Linked DNA regions of Homo sapiens: region 2 is linked to region 1. Evidence: read pairs that join two places in POLR2A ChIA-PET (ENCODE). Cell type or tissue: Panc1. All regions are shown on one strand.

Region 1 (8,000 bases):
AGCAGTTCATTTGGGACATACCTGTGTTTGAAGCCGAGATAATCAAGGTAAAAACCTGGATTCTGTAGTCCAAATATCTTGACAGACATTACTCTGCATTCTGTTGCTTCATAATGTTGGGGGAATAATCCTGTGCTTGGAGCTGGGCAATTGCAAAAATGTAGCTGACATTTATTGAGCTTAGCTATGTGACATGTATTGTACTGAAGGATTTAATGTAGGACCTCGTTTTGCCACCAAGACAACCCTCTGAAGTAAGTACTACTATCCACATTTTATGCAAAGGAAGCTAACTCTCAGATTACATAGCTTGCTGCAGTGACTTAATAGAGCATGAGATGTAAATAGGTATTTGCATTCACGACTATCTAAATCCAAAGTCCATTCTATCAATCACTTTTCTACACTGACCTTCTGGCTATATGGTAGGTACTCAGTGATCAAATGGGTTATTGAATAAAGGACGTTGTCTTTGACACACATTACCTCATGACTTTTGGGTGAATTTTTCCCCCTGGGTTTTATATTCCTATCTTTAGAATTCAAATATTAGATTAGAAACCTCTAAATCTCCTTCCCCCTGTGCCTGTGTTTCTAAGATTTAAAACCTTTGTTATCTGAGAAATTTCAAGAGCATAAAAACCCTCCAATTAATTCTCATCTTGGAGACCTCATATAAAACATAAAACATGCTTCATTGTCCTGGATCGTCTCTGTTTTGGTTAATCTAATACTTCATTTAAGTTATGTACTTATTTTCATCTCTTTTTCCTAAGGATTTGAGAATTTAAAAATTAGAAAGAAACTGAAAAAACAGAGTAAGGCAGAAAACTAAAATGAGATGACAGTAAAGTCAGTAATATAGACATAGGAAGACTCAACATAGTTAGAAAAGGTGGGTTACCTCTCTAGCTGTGGGCTTCTCAATGATCAGTGTTTCTAATAGAAGAAGAGTGGCTCTGTGGAAGCTTCCTCATTGCATAGGCATGGAGGCAATTTACCACAGAGGAATGACTGGAGCTAGGCAGTGAGCCTGGGCTTGATGCTACCCAGTGGGCAGATAACCGCCTTGGAGTCAGAGCCATCTCCCTGCCAGACAGAGACCTGGTTGGGCTGGAATAAACAACAGAAGACCTAGGGTTTAAGGAGGCTTGGGAAGCCTCTTCCCTGTGGTTTCAGCATATGAAGCTGTCAGTCAGAGACCCACAGATGCGTCTTTGGGTGTGTTACAGGCAGTGATGGCAGCAGGGTTGCTGTAGGAGGTGGCGTAATGGCTACTGAAGGTAAAAGCTGAGATTGCTAATCTGAAATCAAGTCGTTGATCCACAGAAGCTGACTAAGGATTGGAACCAAAAGAGGGATGTGGAATCTGGAAAGAATGCAGAATAAAAGCAAGAGAGCCACAGACAGACTACAGATGGCAAGCTACACAACTCCAGAGTCAGAATGTGCCAGGTAGCTACAGATGAAAGGTTAAATATCTCCACAGGTTGCTACTCTATGTTCACCTTATCTTATGTAAAGTGCTGATTTACTGAGCCTGAGACAAATACATGATTGATGATTCTCCTAGCTGCTCCTTTTCACTTGTAATGTGGATTCAGTAATGTTACCATACCCTCCCTCTTTCCCCTCCAGCCCTCTTTTCCCCTTTAAATATTGGAGCCTTCAAAACCATCCTTAGAGAAAGGAACAGACCTGTCTCCTGGTCATGTCATTTACCTTGGCAAAATAAACTTCTGAATTGATTGAGACCTGTCTCAGATACTCTTTGGTGGACAGGGCCATGCTGGGTATTTTTAAGGAGCTGAAACAGAGTGAACAGTAGACAGGACTGGTGATGCATCTACTCTTGATGCATCCAGTAGCCTCTCTAGGGCCCAAGGCAAGAGGTCCTGTTCAGGGCTGCCTCCAAGCCAGTTCTCCTTCTGTGTGGGCCTCACCATTTCCAAATGACTTCACCAGAGGTCTTGGCAAAAGGTTTAGAGTTCAAAATGGAGATTAAAACTCCCTCAGAGATTGGGGCATGAATGAATAGGAAGGGAACCACCTTTGCTTTCAGGATATGGCCTCTTTGGGAGGGTGTTCCTACTCACTGGTGGAAGCACCACAACCTGCCTCTCTGCATGGCCACAGGCACGTCTGTTAACTCTGCTGACCTTTCCTTATAAATGCCAGCATTCAAGGTTCCCGCTTGATGTGAAGACTGGCCGAAGTCATGGTATCAATCAAATTGCAGTGGGATGAAGCTGGCTCCTCTGCACCATGGTGTGTAAACTTGCCCTCTTTTGTCCAGATGCAAAACCACCACAGTCTCCTCACAGCCGTATTTCCATTGCAGGCCCTCAGAGAGCAGTAACTCATTTAAAATTGAGTCGGTGTTGGCCAGAGTCCTGCATGGAACAGCTCGTAAATCTGCATAATCTTTCTTTCTCTTTCACTCATACTCTGTCATTGGCAATACTTTGTAAACTGGAAAGCACTAGTAAACATCAATTAATATTATTTACTCATTCATTCAACAAACTGGCACATTCTACGTGCCAGTTGCCGGATGATACAGGTATGAGTAAGACCTAGCCACAGTTCTCAAGATTCTGGAGGGTTGGGGAGAGAGACCATAGATGTTCATCATCACAGACAAAACCATGTGAAAGCAAACCAAGAGGCTGAAGGAAGCCCTGACACTGGGCCCTGCCTTGGGGGTCAGTTCTGGATGGAGGATTTTTAAGAAGGGGGATCAGAGAAGGAGATTCGTGAACTAAGTGTTGAAAACAGGGTCCCAGGTGGTTAGGGAGAAGGAACAGCAGGAGCAACAGTCCCGATGCAGGAGAAAGCCTGTTGTGGGTGAGGGAGAATTAAGTAGGTCAACATATCTCAGTTTATTGCAGCACAGAAAAAAAAAAATTAGGATGATTACTAGCTGAGGACAGCAGCAGGCTACGATGGTTCACAAAGGGAGGTGGACTACTTGAAACAGACAATGGATACTCAATTGTTTTCAACAGGGAGGTTATCTTTATTTATTTTTATTCTATTGCTTTATTATTATTTGTTGTTATTATTTCAGAAAGAACCCTGGCCATATCAGAGGGTCATCCCCTCTTAATGAGAATGTGACTGGCCTATAGAATTAATAAAAAAAAAAAAACTGGATGGAAACTACCCCTCCATGTAGTGACTCAGCCCTCCTTGATGTGAAGGCCAGGTGATTTGGGATTCCAGGCAGGAATGAGGCCGTGAGGCAGCACAGAGCATGGAGGGCGGTGGGGGGATGGAGGCAGGCAGCTAAGCGGCTTTTGTAAGGGCCTGAGCCCCTGACTGCTAGGCAGGCACCATATGCTCAAGGAGGTTCATTGGTTTTCATCTGTTACCAGGGACTCCATTCACTGGTTCCCCACCCACGGGAGCACCCACTGGATGGTGCATGGCAGACACCCACAAGGAAGACAGCACTGGCCTCACTGTAGGGCCGTGTGGTCTAAGGCAGACATCCTTACCGGCTGCACGTGAGGGTCATCCAGAGAGCTCTTAAAGCAGTGATGACTGAGCCCCACTCTAGACCAATTAAAGTAGAATCCCACTGGAAGCCATCTGTCCTTCCTCCCTGAAGGGCCAGGTTGGAGAGGAGGGTGTGCTCAAGGCCCTTTGGGACAGGGAGATGATGTGGAGATGAAGGGGCTCTGCTGCAGGAGGTGGCATGTGAGGGGCCTGGGTAGAGACTGTGGTGACTGACACTTTAGCCACTGGCTGAACAAAGGGCTCTAGTGGAAAGGCGCTGCTGGCCTGGGTCTAACTCCTGGACCTGTCCTGGTGACTTAGGTTTTTGTTTAACATCTCCATTTTTGAGCATCTTCAAACATAAACTACCACAAACTGGAGGGCTTAAGCAACAGACACTATCATCTTGCAGTTCTAGAGGCCAGAAGTTCAAGATCAAGGGTTTATAGGGCTGATCCCTTCTGGAGGTATAAGGGAGACCCTGTTCCTAGCCTCTCCCCCAGCTCCTGGGGGATTGTGGGCCACATCTGGCGTTCCTTGGCTTGTAGACTCCTCACTCCAATCTGATCTCTCCATTCATCTTCACACAGCGTTCTCACTGTGCGCCTGGCTCTGTGGTCAAATTTCCCCTTTATGTAAGGACATCAGTTATGTTGGATCAGGGCCCACCCTAATGACCTCATTTTGATTTGATTACCTCTGTAAAGATTCTAGCTCCAAATAAGGTCACATTACAAGGAACTGGGGGTGAGAACTTCAACATATGAATTTTGGGGGGGTGGGACCAAAATAAAAACCAATATTATTTCTACCCATTTTTTGCCATTAGGTGATAGAGTCTGCATAATATTATCTTATTAATCCTCCCCCAAACACTGTGTAATGTAGAGTATTAATCTTATTTTAGAAATGAAGAAACAAAGCTGCAAAGAAATGCAGTATCTGGCCTGGGATCACAAACAGAAAGCCGATGGTAGAGGCTTTTCGAAGGCAGGTTTGCCTATGTGTGATCCATTATGTTCCCATAGGATGGAGCAAGTCTGATTGAGCCCCACAAGCCCTTTCAGGCTTCTGAGGTCTGTATTTTTCTGTATGGGAAAGAATCAAGGCTGATTTGGCATTGCCATTGTCAAGAAGATGCAACTCGGCAGGACTCATGGAAAGGTATGCACGTATTGAATCAGTAACAGGATCCTGAAGTGCCAGCTGTCTTTCTTTATTCATAGCTTTTCATAGCTGGAGGTATAGTGCAGGAGGAGGAGGAGGAGGTAAGAGGAGGACAGGAGATTGTGTAATTCTTACAGGAAGAAAGCCAAAAGAAAAGGAAAAATGCAAGCCGTGTCGGCACACAGGCGACTGTACAGAAATAAGATGAGTGTTCAGCTGTGTCCTGAAATGGTCATGGAGCACTGGGCTAGAGGAAATGTTGCCTTTTGCAGTTTTGCTGGAGGCATAATCTAGACTTCATAAATTATCAGCCAGTCTGCTCTGCTCAGCTCAGCTTTGTTCAGAAAACATGTACTGAGAAGCTGTTTTAAGCTCCACATTCACATAGACCATGCTTTGCAGAAGCTCGGAGTCCATAGGGGCTGCAGACCCACAAAGGGATCACCATGGTACAATGTGCAGAAAAAAGCAGAGGCAAGTAAGGCAAAGCTGAGGGGAGGCTACCAAGCAAGCCTGGGCTGGGGGAGGAATCAAGGAGGACTTCTTGAAGGAGGTGATGGCTGAATCTTCAGAGATGAGCAGGCAGTAGCAGGGTAGAGGTGAGAAAGGCAATGGTACTAACAAAGGCACTCATGTGGAATAGCATGTGTGGTGACCAGTGTGCATGGGTATTTTAATTTGGGCTAAATGTGCCTCTTGTGATGAGATGAATAATGCCAAGCTTCTTTTGCAGGCTGAAGTCGGCACACCTGCCTAGCCTCCTTCATTAGCATCTCATGGGGACTGGAATATATGGTTCCTTCACCATTGTAATTGTGCCTTGGCTCAGTAAGCTTTCAGTTGCCAAAAAAATACTTAGCGGAATATGAATCAGAAAAATCAAAGCACTTTAAGAAAAGGATTAATTATTAACAGCGTTATCTATTAAAGCTTAGCACTTAGAAAAGAGCTACAAATTGGTTCTGAATATGGCAGTGTAGAGATTCTGGACATACTTATATGGGTCTTGTGCCATAACATCTTGCAAAGTGTTTAGCTGACCCAGGTAATTCAAGAAGAAGTTCATATAACCCCTGCTATTAAAATTCTTCCATTACTTTCTTTGAGAACACCCAAAGATTAGCCAAACATTAGGGAACATATCCTGCTGTGGCAAAGCTTTGTGTACTGTGTCTTCCTGCTGATCAAGTGATGCTTCGTTTGTAAAAGTAACAAGGGGCAGAAATTCAGAAAAAGAGATTTTGTTCATATAAATAACCTCCCTTCCACTGCGTTATGCTAACAGACGTATCACATGAAACAATCATATCACAGAGATACATTTTTCCTTGCAACAAAAACCTGTTTTCTTTGTAATGTTAATCCTAATGTGGTTTTTAGAAGAAAATTAAATATTGATGAACTTGTGGATAGTACTGTGTCTTAATTCATTATAGTACTGTTAAAGAAACCGATGATTATTCTTTCAGAAATACTTTTATGCCTGTAAACACTTTGACTTCTATTCAAACAAAAGTTCTTATTGTTAAATTATCCATCTGAAGTGGAACCCATTTTTAAAGGGAGGTGTTTTAAAAATGGAATCCTTCTTTGTACTCTTTTTAGTTTTATAATGCATGGATTTCTATTGTTTAAAATTATGCTTGTGTGTCATTCAAGAAAATCAGGAGCCTCTTTAAGTATTTAGAACAGGAGGAATTTAATCCAATGAATTAGCTTCAGTGGTGATAGAAGATCAGAAAAACCAAACAGAGTAGGACAAAGCAACTCAGAGATTAGCACAAAAAAAAAAAAATAGGGAGCCAGGTCCATCCCAAACTGAACAGCAAAGGGACAAGGCTGTGCTTTCCAGGTCAAGGGGCAGGGGTTGGAAAGGCTGAAGGGAAGAGGGAAAAGGAAAACAACCCAGACTTTTTCTTTCTTGCCCTTTCCTAGCTCTCCTCCAAGACACTATGGCCAACTGAAGCCCAAAGCCAGCTGAGAGGGGAGTCTGGGAACTGCAGGGTGCATCATCAACCCAGTGAAATGCAGACCAGAGCAGAGGAAGGCCAGGATCTGCACAGCTCATTCGCTTTTTATGGACTTACTTTCCAAGGAAGAAGGTGTGAAACTGTATAACCCCATCTCTGATAAAGATTGATGAAGGGAGAGAGAGGAGGAGAGAGGCAAGTGTTCCAGGCAGAGAAATAGAGACACGACCCTGAACTGGAGCATTGACTTCCTTCTCTCCCTTTCTCCTTCCTTCCCTCCCTTCCCCTCTTCCCCACTCCAGTTCTTCCTCCCTTCTGTCCTACATTCCTCCCTTCCTGTCTTTTTCTCTACACCCTGGAGTCTGGAGTCTGTGTGATGTGTTTCTGTTGTTGTTATTTTCTTCTGACTCTTCCGGTTTTCCTCCATGCCTTCCTTAAATTACTCCCAGGCCCTGCCTCGTGTCTTATGGGTCCCTCCCTGAGAAGTATATTGGCTGGGGAAAAGCTCTGAGGGAGCAGAGCATGCATTAGACACAGAAGGGTTGGCTTCTCCCATCTTCTTGTCCTTTGACTTTTGCATATGTGGCCCTCCCCATCTCATCAGCTGCTAGCCTGGAGCTCCGGAGGGTGGAGTCTCCTCCATGCCTTGCAGGGTGCTGCGTGCAGCAGGTGCTCAAGGCTGCGGAGTCAGGATTTGAAGCTGAGCTCCAGTATGAGACACTGGGGAAGGTCTTAATTCCCAAATTCCATTTTCCCATCAGAATAATGGAATGGGGTTTTCAAATATCAACTCTGCACAGTTTTTATGGGAAGAACCCATTGTTATTGCAGTCCATGAGGCATGTGCCTGGAGCAATGTAAGTTTTGATTTTTCCTTTTTTTTAATACATGATTCCTGCCTGGATTACTGAAGCAGCCTCCTAAGGGCCTCCCTGCTTTGACTCTCAGCTCCCACTGTGTCTCTCAACATACCAGCCAGAGTGATCTTTTCACACCGCAAGTTGGGATCTCCATGCCGCATCTTGCTCCCAGCCTCACCATGGCACGCGTTCCACCTGGGATGAACACTAAACTCATTCCAGAAGCCTTCAAAGCTCTGTGTGGTCCAGTTTTTTCCATTTTGACTCTTCCCTTTGTGTCTTGTTTACTCTTCCCCAATGTGGCTCACCCCTGCCTTTGGGCCTTCCCATTTACTGTCTAGAGACTCTGCCCCACTGCCCATATGGTGAACCCCTCATGACCTGCAAGCCCTGAGGCCTCCTCTGACACCTCCATTAAAATTGCAGCTCTGCCAGGTGTGATGGCTCACACCTGTAATCCCAGCACTTTGGGAGGCCGAGGTGGGTGGATCACGAGGACAAG
Region 2 (8,000 bases), 96 kb after region 1:
GGGCTCATTTGGAACCCAGGCTTGTTCCAACCTTTTCCATACACTGTACTATTAATTGAAAATAAATGATCATCTGCATATCCACAACCTTAGGATACAACATAACAGACCCCATTTGTTAGAATAAAGGATTGAGCTGTATGTGGTGGAGAAATTGCTTGTGGTGGCCTTTGTCTTTTCAAGATGGCACAGGTTCTATCTGTAATGAGTTGGGCAAAGTGAAAGTCAGTGGGTCTAAGTATGCTGTCTCCTGCTTCTACTATACTCCTGGAGCATCATTGATTGGGCCACCTTTGTCTCACCTATAGATGTCCAACTCATAGCCTTGGAAGTCCTATGCTTGTAAATAACAGCTGAAGAAAAATCAAGGTGGCAAGAACTGTTCAGATTTTTGTGGTCCTTACAATGTAATCAAGTGGCAAGGATAGCTTTCTCCCATATATGCTTCTACGGGGGCAGTTATTGCCCTGGACTCTATGCTGTCTATTCAGTCTCCACCCATGGAATCTTCTCAGCCAGACTATATGTTTCCTTAGCCTTTTACTGAAAACCTTCCTTATGGAAGACTCTCTGCTGTGCTGGTGTATCGAAATGTGAAGCAATTGTTGGTCTCTACAAATCTTTGCATTCTGAGTCTCAAGTAGTACACATGATAGGCCCTCATTAAATCGAGTGATGAGTGAATGAATGAACACTTGCAAGCCTTCTCCAGGCTGTTGATTCATTACTTTTATACATCTCTTGTTTGTAAGATCTAAATGCGTATTTTAAAGAATCTGTGGAAAGTACCCAGATCTAAAGACCTTTAGTAATTGCTCTTTGAAACGTTGCATAAGATCCTGCCCTCAGAAAGGCTGCATGCTTAGTTTAGTAATCTCTTATCACCACTTTGAAATTCTAAGTAGTTTTTGAACCAGGATTCCCACATGTGCACTGGATCTCACAAAGTACATAGTTGGTCCTATCTATCTTCCTGCTCAGAAAGTCTCAAAATACTAGAGAATTGTTTCAATATTACTTTCACAAAATGGCATGTTAATGGACTAAATGTGCCGGAATCAGAAACTTGTTAAATTTGACTCTGCCTGAGCTTAAACAAAACTTAGATTACAGAGGAAACTGTGTAAATATGCTTGAAGTTAACCTGACCAGAAAATATTTGACAGAATTTTAGAAGTTAGCTATGAAGAAGTTGTTTGATTTCTCTTCATTATTTAGCTTTAGATACTGAATATCTTACCTGATATGGTCTGGCTGTGTGCCTACCCAAATCTCATCTTGAATTGCAGTTCCCATAATCCCCACGTGTCCTGGGAGGGACCAGGTGGGAGGTAATTTAATCATGGGGATGGTTACCCCCATGCTGTTTCCATGATAGCGAGTGAGTTCTCAAAATATCTGATGGTTTTATAAAGGGCTTTTCTCCCTTTGGCTGGGCATTTCTCCTGCCTGCCATCAGTGAGAAAGGACATGTTGCTTCCCCTTTGCATCATGATTGTAAGTTTCCTGTGGCCTCCCCAGCAATACTGAACTGTGAATCAATTAAGCATCTTTCCTTTATAAATGACTAGTATTGAGTATGTCTTTATTAGCAGCATGAGAAGGAACTAGTACATTACCCAAACTAGTTTCATCTTTTAAGTGAGTGCGTCCCTTGCCCTCAGCAGATGTTTGCTTAAAACTAAACCAGTACCTTCCACACTGTAATTTTTTTAACTGCTAAAGTCCAGGTAGCATTAACCAATTTATGCATTCTGCCCAAAGAGCAGGAGAATGAAGAGTGGGTCCTGAGAACTGGAGGTTCCTTCAGTGCAGGGAATGTTTCTGGGAGTCTGAGCTCCAGCCTGCAATGGTATGTAGAATGGAAAGTTGTCATTAGTTTCCTTTGTCATGTCCCATTTTGTTCAGAGGCCTTTATAGCAACAACCAGTGAATTTATTGGTGTCTGAGGCCCTAATCTCTGACAAGTGAGGCTGCAATATGGAACTGCAGATTGACAGCCAAAGAGAAGCTGGCATGTGGTAAGAGAGGGGCCTATCTATCCTTTTTGGTGATGGGACTGAAAACTCAAAAATATGAAGTCCTCCCTACCATGGCACCCTCCATGATATGTTTAATCCCATAGCTTAATATATTATTTTTCATATGTTTCTCTGTAGCCCTGCCATTTGAGAGATCTGTAAATAAAATTGCTGATGGTGAAGGACTGTGTCCCTTAAAGAAAGGAAAAAGGAACTCATATATTTGTTAAGTATCTAAAAGTACTTATATTTTTGCATTTATATAATCCAGAAATCCCATGAGAAAAGCATTATTATGATCATTTTATAGATAAATTAACTGTCCTTATGAGATGCTAAATAACACAGTTAGTAAACCATGGAATTAGTGTTTAAATATAGCTAACCCATTCCCAACACCTTACTCTTCCCATACCACGGGCTGAGAAAAAGTGAGGAAAATTCAGTTCTGGGGTGACTTCAAGTGAAGTGGTTTTCATAAGAAAGTCTACTCCTTCTGAGAGTTTAAGACCAAGGACCAGGATCCAGTCTGCCTGATGCACTTTATTATCCCCAGGAGGTTGCTTTGCTCCCCCGGGCCTTCATGTTCTCATTTCGCCAGTGCAAATAGCAACACCTTTCCTGCCCACTGTACTAGGTTGTTTTGAATTACAGGGAATGCATTTCAGGTAGAAGTAAATGCCAGTGTGATTGCGTGGTTATTGTTGCTGATGTCATTTGTTTTTGCAGAGAACTGAATAGGTTTATTCTGGAGGTGATAATTGGGAAGGTCTGTCCCCATGCTGCCAGGCACCATGGCCAGCCGAGCAGAATGCTTTGACTTGAGAATTTCATGAGCAAGGCGGAATAAGCCACTCAGCTTCTGTACAAGCAAAGCCAGGCAACAGCATTAATTAATGTGGATGAGAAGAGACAGGCCCTTGTTTGTAATTAGGAGACTCTGTGGACCTTGTTTTCTTCTCCAGTCTCTCTTAAACATGGTGAGAGCTGTGGCTTCCATGGGGTGAGTAGTTGCCCACCTCTCCACCTCCCTCTCCTCAGCCAGCTGATTTCCAGCCCTGGGATCTGGGGTACAGGAAGATCAGGTTTACATCCTAATCCTAGGAAACTTCGCCTCAGCTCACTCGGTTCATTTCAACCAAAAGGTGAAAGGAAACTGAGAGTTAGCTGATGCCAAAAAAGGCAATCAGACCAACACAAGCCAGAACCGAATTATGTCACTCTGGGCTTTCTGCACCGTTGCCACCATTAACACCTGGAAGGCCTTTGATTGTCACATTAGCAAAACATGCCATAAAGCATGAGCTTCCCTTCTTCCCACAGAAACCCTGGCCCCTTTGCAAGGGGGGGAGGTGGGGCAGTGTCACAAAGGTGGCTTTCAGCCCTAGAAGGCTTTCTTGATTAGGCCTCTGAGGGGAGACTTCCACGAAGTCTTCTCACAGGAATTTGCAGCCAGTTACAGCACTGATTTCCAGCAGCTTCTAGATGAAGGACTCTTGGAACCTCTGAGCCCAGAAGGACAGTGGAGATTGGTTGCTCAAATCACCTTATTTTATAGAGATGAAAATTGATGTCTCAGGTGAAAAATTTAATTTTCAACATGAATTTTTCTGACCACCGTGTGTCAAATAGGATGCAAAATGTTGAGGATACAATGATCTCTAACTTCATCTCATTCAGAAGTGGAGACTGTCTATCACGTGCAAGATGCAGGGAACGTTTACTAACTACCACCGAATACAGCAGAGCTGTGAATATAACGACAGCCACAGGTTCCTTGTCAGGAAGTGCAAAATAGGATCACACACACACACACACACACACACAATGTCTCTACAAATAACTAAGGTAGCCAAATAATAAAATATCTACCTTTCAAAATAGCTACACATTTAACATTCAATCATGTGTAAAGTATGTTAATTTTTCTCTGCTCATTTCCTGATGCAAGTTTATTTGAACTCATCCTGTCTCCTCAGTATCATGTCTTCCTTGTCAATCAAAGCGCTCTTTGAGTCACCTAGTGCGCCTAATCTTTATTTAGGTTTGAGAGGCAGATCTTCTTGAATCTTTATAAAAGGTTGTCACTGGAAGTTTTTTCCCAAGTCACAAGTTTCTATTTACTATTCATGATCTTTGCAACATACATCTCTTACCCAATTGCGTTCCTAAAGTGGTTTTGATATCCTTGTTTGTGACAACGTGCAAGAAATGAACTTGGGAGGTCATCACCAACTCCCAATCCCCAGAGAAATAATTACACCTAAATTACATTTCTTTGCCCCCTTTGTTAATAATCCCGTTAAGAGACTTCTATGGAGATCCAATACCAATGTTTACTGAGGTTGCTTCATGTTAATGTCTCTTCTCCAAATACTAATCTGATTTGAAAAGTAAAATATTTGGGAAAGTCCTCTATAGTAGATTTTATATAGAACTAGATATGTTGCAATTCCTTATTCTCAAAATGATGTGTAGTTTTGGGGAAGACAGTTTTCCTTTTAATCTGACCTTTATGGCATAAGTGGAAGGGTAATACAGTAGTCCCTCCATTTCCGTGGGGAATATGTTCTATGGAATATGTTCTAAGACCCCCACTGGATGCCTGAAACTGCAAATGGTACTGAACCCTATACATACTACACTTTTTTCTGTACATACATACCTATGATAAAGTTTAGCTCATAAATTAGGCACAGTAAGAGATTAACAACAATAATAAAATAGAACCTTGATCACAATATGCCAGTTTCACTATTGTTGCACTCTGAGGCCATTATTAAGCGAAACAAGGTTTCCTGCACACAAGTACTGCAATACCAGGACAGTGATTCTGAGAGCTGGGATGGCTACTGAGTGACTCACAGGCCGGGAGCATACGCAGTGTGGATACATTGGACAGAGGGATGAATCAAGTGCTGGGCAGGAGAGAGCAAGGCAGCACAAGGTTTCATCATGCTACTCACAATGGCACACAATTTACAACATGATTTCTTTCTGAGATTTTCCATTTAATGTTTCCAGACTGCAGTTAACCATAGGTAACTGAAAAGTGAAACTGGAAAGTGAAACTGTGGTTAAGGAGGAAGGAGGAAGTACTGTGTGGAAGAGAGTGTGAATGACTTTTTCTAGAAGAAAGGGGATGAGTTAAGAAACTTTCCAAGGAGGAAGTGATACTAGAGGGTGAGTTAGAAGGACCATAGGTCATGGTGTTAAGCAAGTGAAGTTGGAAGCACCCCTCATATAAAGGTACTATGGGGAAATGTTAAGAACCATGGAATATCTGAGATTTTCTTTTCTTTGCAACCAGGCAAGTTAGCTATTGCAGGTTCATGAGTGCCGGCAGAAGAAATGAGACTCCTGGACCAGAGACAAAGGACCATTGTTTACAACACAGACAGCAGCATAAACTTCATGGTTGCATTGGTTCGCCTTGTTCCAACTTCTAATGGAGGCAACACAAAAGTGGACTCAGGTGAATGCTGCATGCACAGGTGTGCATCACAAATGAGGAACTCCAATCTCATGAACTCAAATCTTTTATACTAGATTGCAAGCAAACTTGTGGGAATTTTTTCCCAGAAGGAAGACATTATCTTTCTTTTACCTGGCACTTAACAAACTTACCCTCTACTCTGGAGGATGATGCTATCTATATCTTCCAAGGCTTCTTGCTATACAAACATCCTTGAAAATATAGTTATCTTTTAGTGCTTCTGCTTGCAATACCTTCAGAAATGGGAAAACCCAATGGAGAATTGACTCCCAATAGGAAAAGCAAATATACTTGAAATGACTTACTTGAGGTCACAAAGCCAACCAGGTCTACTCACAGGCTACACAGTGCACATACACTCTACTCCCGGCCTTTCCTGCTGACATCATTCTTCTGTGGGATGATTGGGTCCTCTAGATAGCATGCAAGCCCGAGGAGGCACACAATGAGGGAAGAGCCCATGCAGCAGGCAGACTTCTAAAGTGACCCCCAATGGCCCACATCCTTGTACAATACTTACCCCTTGAGTGTAGGAGCAATAGGAAGGGTATCTCTTCTGTAACTAGATCAGTTATACATCAAAGGTGAAAAGATTTTGAAAATGTAATTAAGGGCCCTAATTAATTGACTTTGAGGTAGTCTAAGAGAGATTATCCTGAGTGAGTCTGATATAATCAGGCGAGCCATTTAAAACAGGTGCCTTGTTGTGGAAAGAGCCACATGACAGAGAATGACAGGTGTCTTCTAGAACCTCAGGAGTTCTGTCTCACAACTACAAGGAGTTGAATTCTGCAAACTAACAGTGAGCTTGGAAGAAAATGCCAAGCCTCAGATGAGTTCACAGTCCTAGTAGACACCTTGATTGTCTGAGCAGAGAACCTAGTTACGCTGTACCTGGACTTCTGACTCACGGAAGCTGTAAGATAAGAAATCTGTGTTGTTTTAAGTTACCAAATCTGTGTACATTTGTTATATACAACTAATGCACCCCAAGACTGACTTCTAGTTGTTGTATATTTCTTAACTATGCTTCTATAAGATAGCAGAATGAAGACACACGTATTTATTGAGCACTATTACTTGTTTTTATTCATCTTTCTTAAATATGTGCATAGCTCATATTAATTTCAATGTTTAATATTAGAAGTGTTTTGCTCTTTATTTAGAAGTTTGATGATGTTTTTGTGATTAGAAATATGCTGCAGGAACTTAAGTCCTATTTATATCAATTAGCCTGTGGTAAAGTTGGTTTCATTATACATCATTTAGCTTGAAGTCCAGTTTTCAAGAACCTACTAGATCTGACTTTTAGAACTATATTAATATTTTGCATACGCAAATATAATTAATAAGAACGGAAGAAAAAAACTCCACATGGAATGCGAACAGAAACAAAGTAACCAAACTGCATTTCAAGTTAATAACACAACCGCACTAAAGGAAAAAAGAAAAAAAGAAATGTCACTTTTGAGAACATGTTTCTCTAGTTAATAAGTCCTCTGCATTAGAAGTTGGCAAATCTTCTTTCTAAAGGGTCAAATAGTTAATATTTCTAGCTCTGTGAGCTATATGATCTCTATTCCAAATATTCCGCCTTTGGATCCAGAAATCAGCTATAGATAATATGTAAATGGATGGGGGAGTGGCACTGTGTTCCAATCCAACTTTATGCATGACATTGAAATTTGAATTTCATATAAGTTCCGTATGCCACAAAATTTTATTCTTCTTTGGGTTTTTTTTTCAACCATTTAAAAATGTAAAAGTTATTCTTAGCTCATGGGCAATATAAAAACAGGGATGTACCAGATTAGGCCTGTGAACCACTGTTTGCTGACCTTGCATTCATCAGTGATTGAACAAGTCTAAATTCAGCTGTTTACTGTCTCCAATGTATATTTTATTTTTTGATATCATATTGTAGTTTAATTACATTTTCTCCGTAACTCTGCCAGCTCCTTTAAAACCTTATTTTCCACTTGACCAACACAAATTCTGTCTTACTTCATAGCAACAATATTTTTTTATATACTGAGAACACAAAGCAGATGCATTCTACTTTTTTTCTGCCATTTGTAGTGAATTATTTTGCTTTTCTCTGAATCTTTATTGCTATGTCTCACCTTGTCATGTGTCAGAATGTTTTCATACAGCCCATGTTGTTGTTTTCTGTTGTTCTTTTCTAGTTTTTTCTTATATGAGATAAGACGTATATATCTCTGCTGTTTGCCAACAGATAGGGAGTGTGTATTCACTTTGATCTTTTTATCATTCATCTGGGTGCCACCTTAATGTCCCCTCACATCTTAAACTATGCAATAAGCATGGTCCCTAGCCAAATGTCTAGTGTGTGGTAGACCTTTATCTTGCACTGCTTTGTGGGAAGGTGGATATTTTTTCTCATTCCTTCAATATGGTTTTTTAACCATCAGAAATTTTTTGTCCTCCCATCCTAGCTTCTGTATATTTGAAACAATCTGTAC

What was found. Peaks named below come from ENCODE experiments on the same cell type or tissue, not always from the same donor. Only the 100,000 strongest peaks of a DNase experiment are listed, where the experiment ranks them.
Region 2: POLR2A ChIA-PET joins it to region 1 with 16 read pairs; 2 of 35 experiments call an interaction of 5 or more read pairs at or near these places.

What each region holds. Positions count from the first base shown.
Region 1 is chr2:12,681,459-12,689,458 of GRCh38, reverse strand. No RefSeq gene overlaps it. Among named protein-coding and RNA genes, the nearest start is that of TRIB2, 31 kb to the left of the region's middle. In Panc1, no CTCF peak of the experiment used is centred here; no DNase peak of the experiment used is centred here; H3K4me3 peaks cover 491 bases; H3K27ac peaks cover 228 bases.
Region 2 is chr2:12,585,339-12,593,338 of GRCh38, reverse strand. No RefSeq gene overlaps it. Among named protein-coding and RNA genes, the nearest start is that of TRIB2, 130 kb to the left of the region's middle. In Panc1, no CTCF peak of the experiment used is centred here; a DNase peak (open chromatin) is centred at 4,908; H3K4me3 peaks cover 259 bases; H3K27ac peaks cover 928 bases.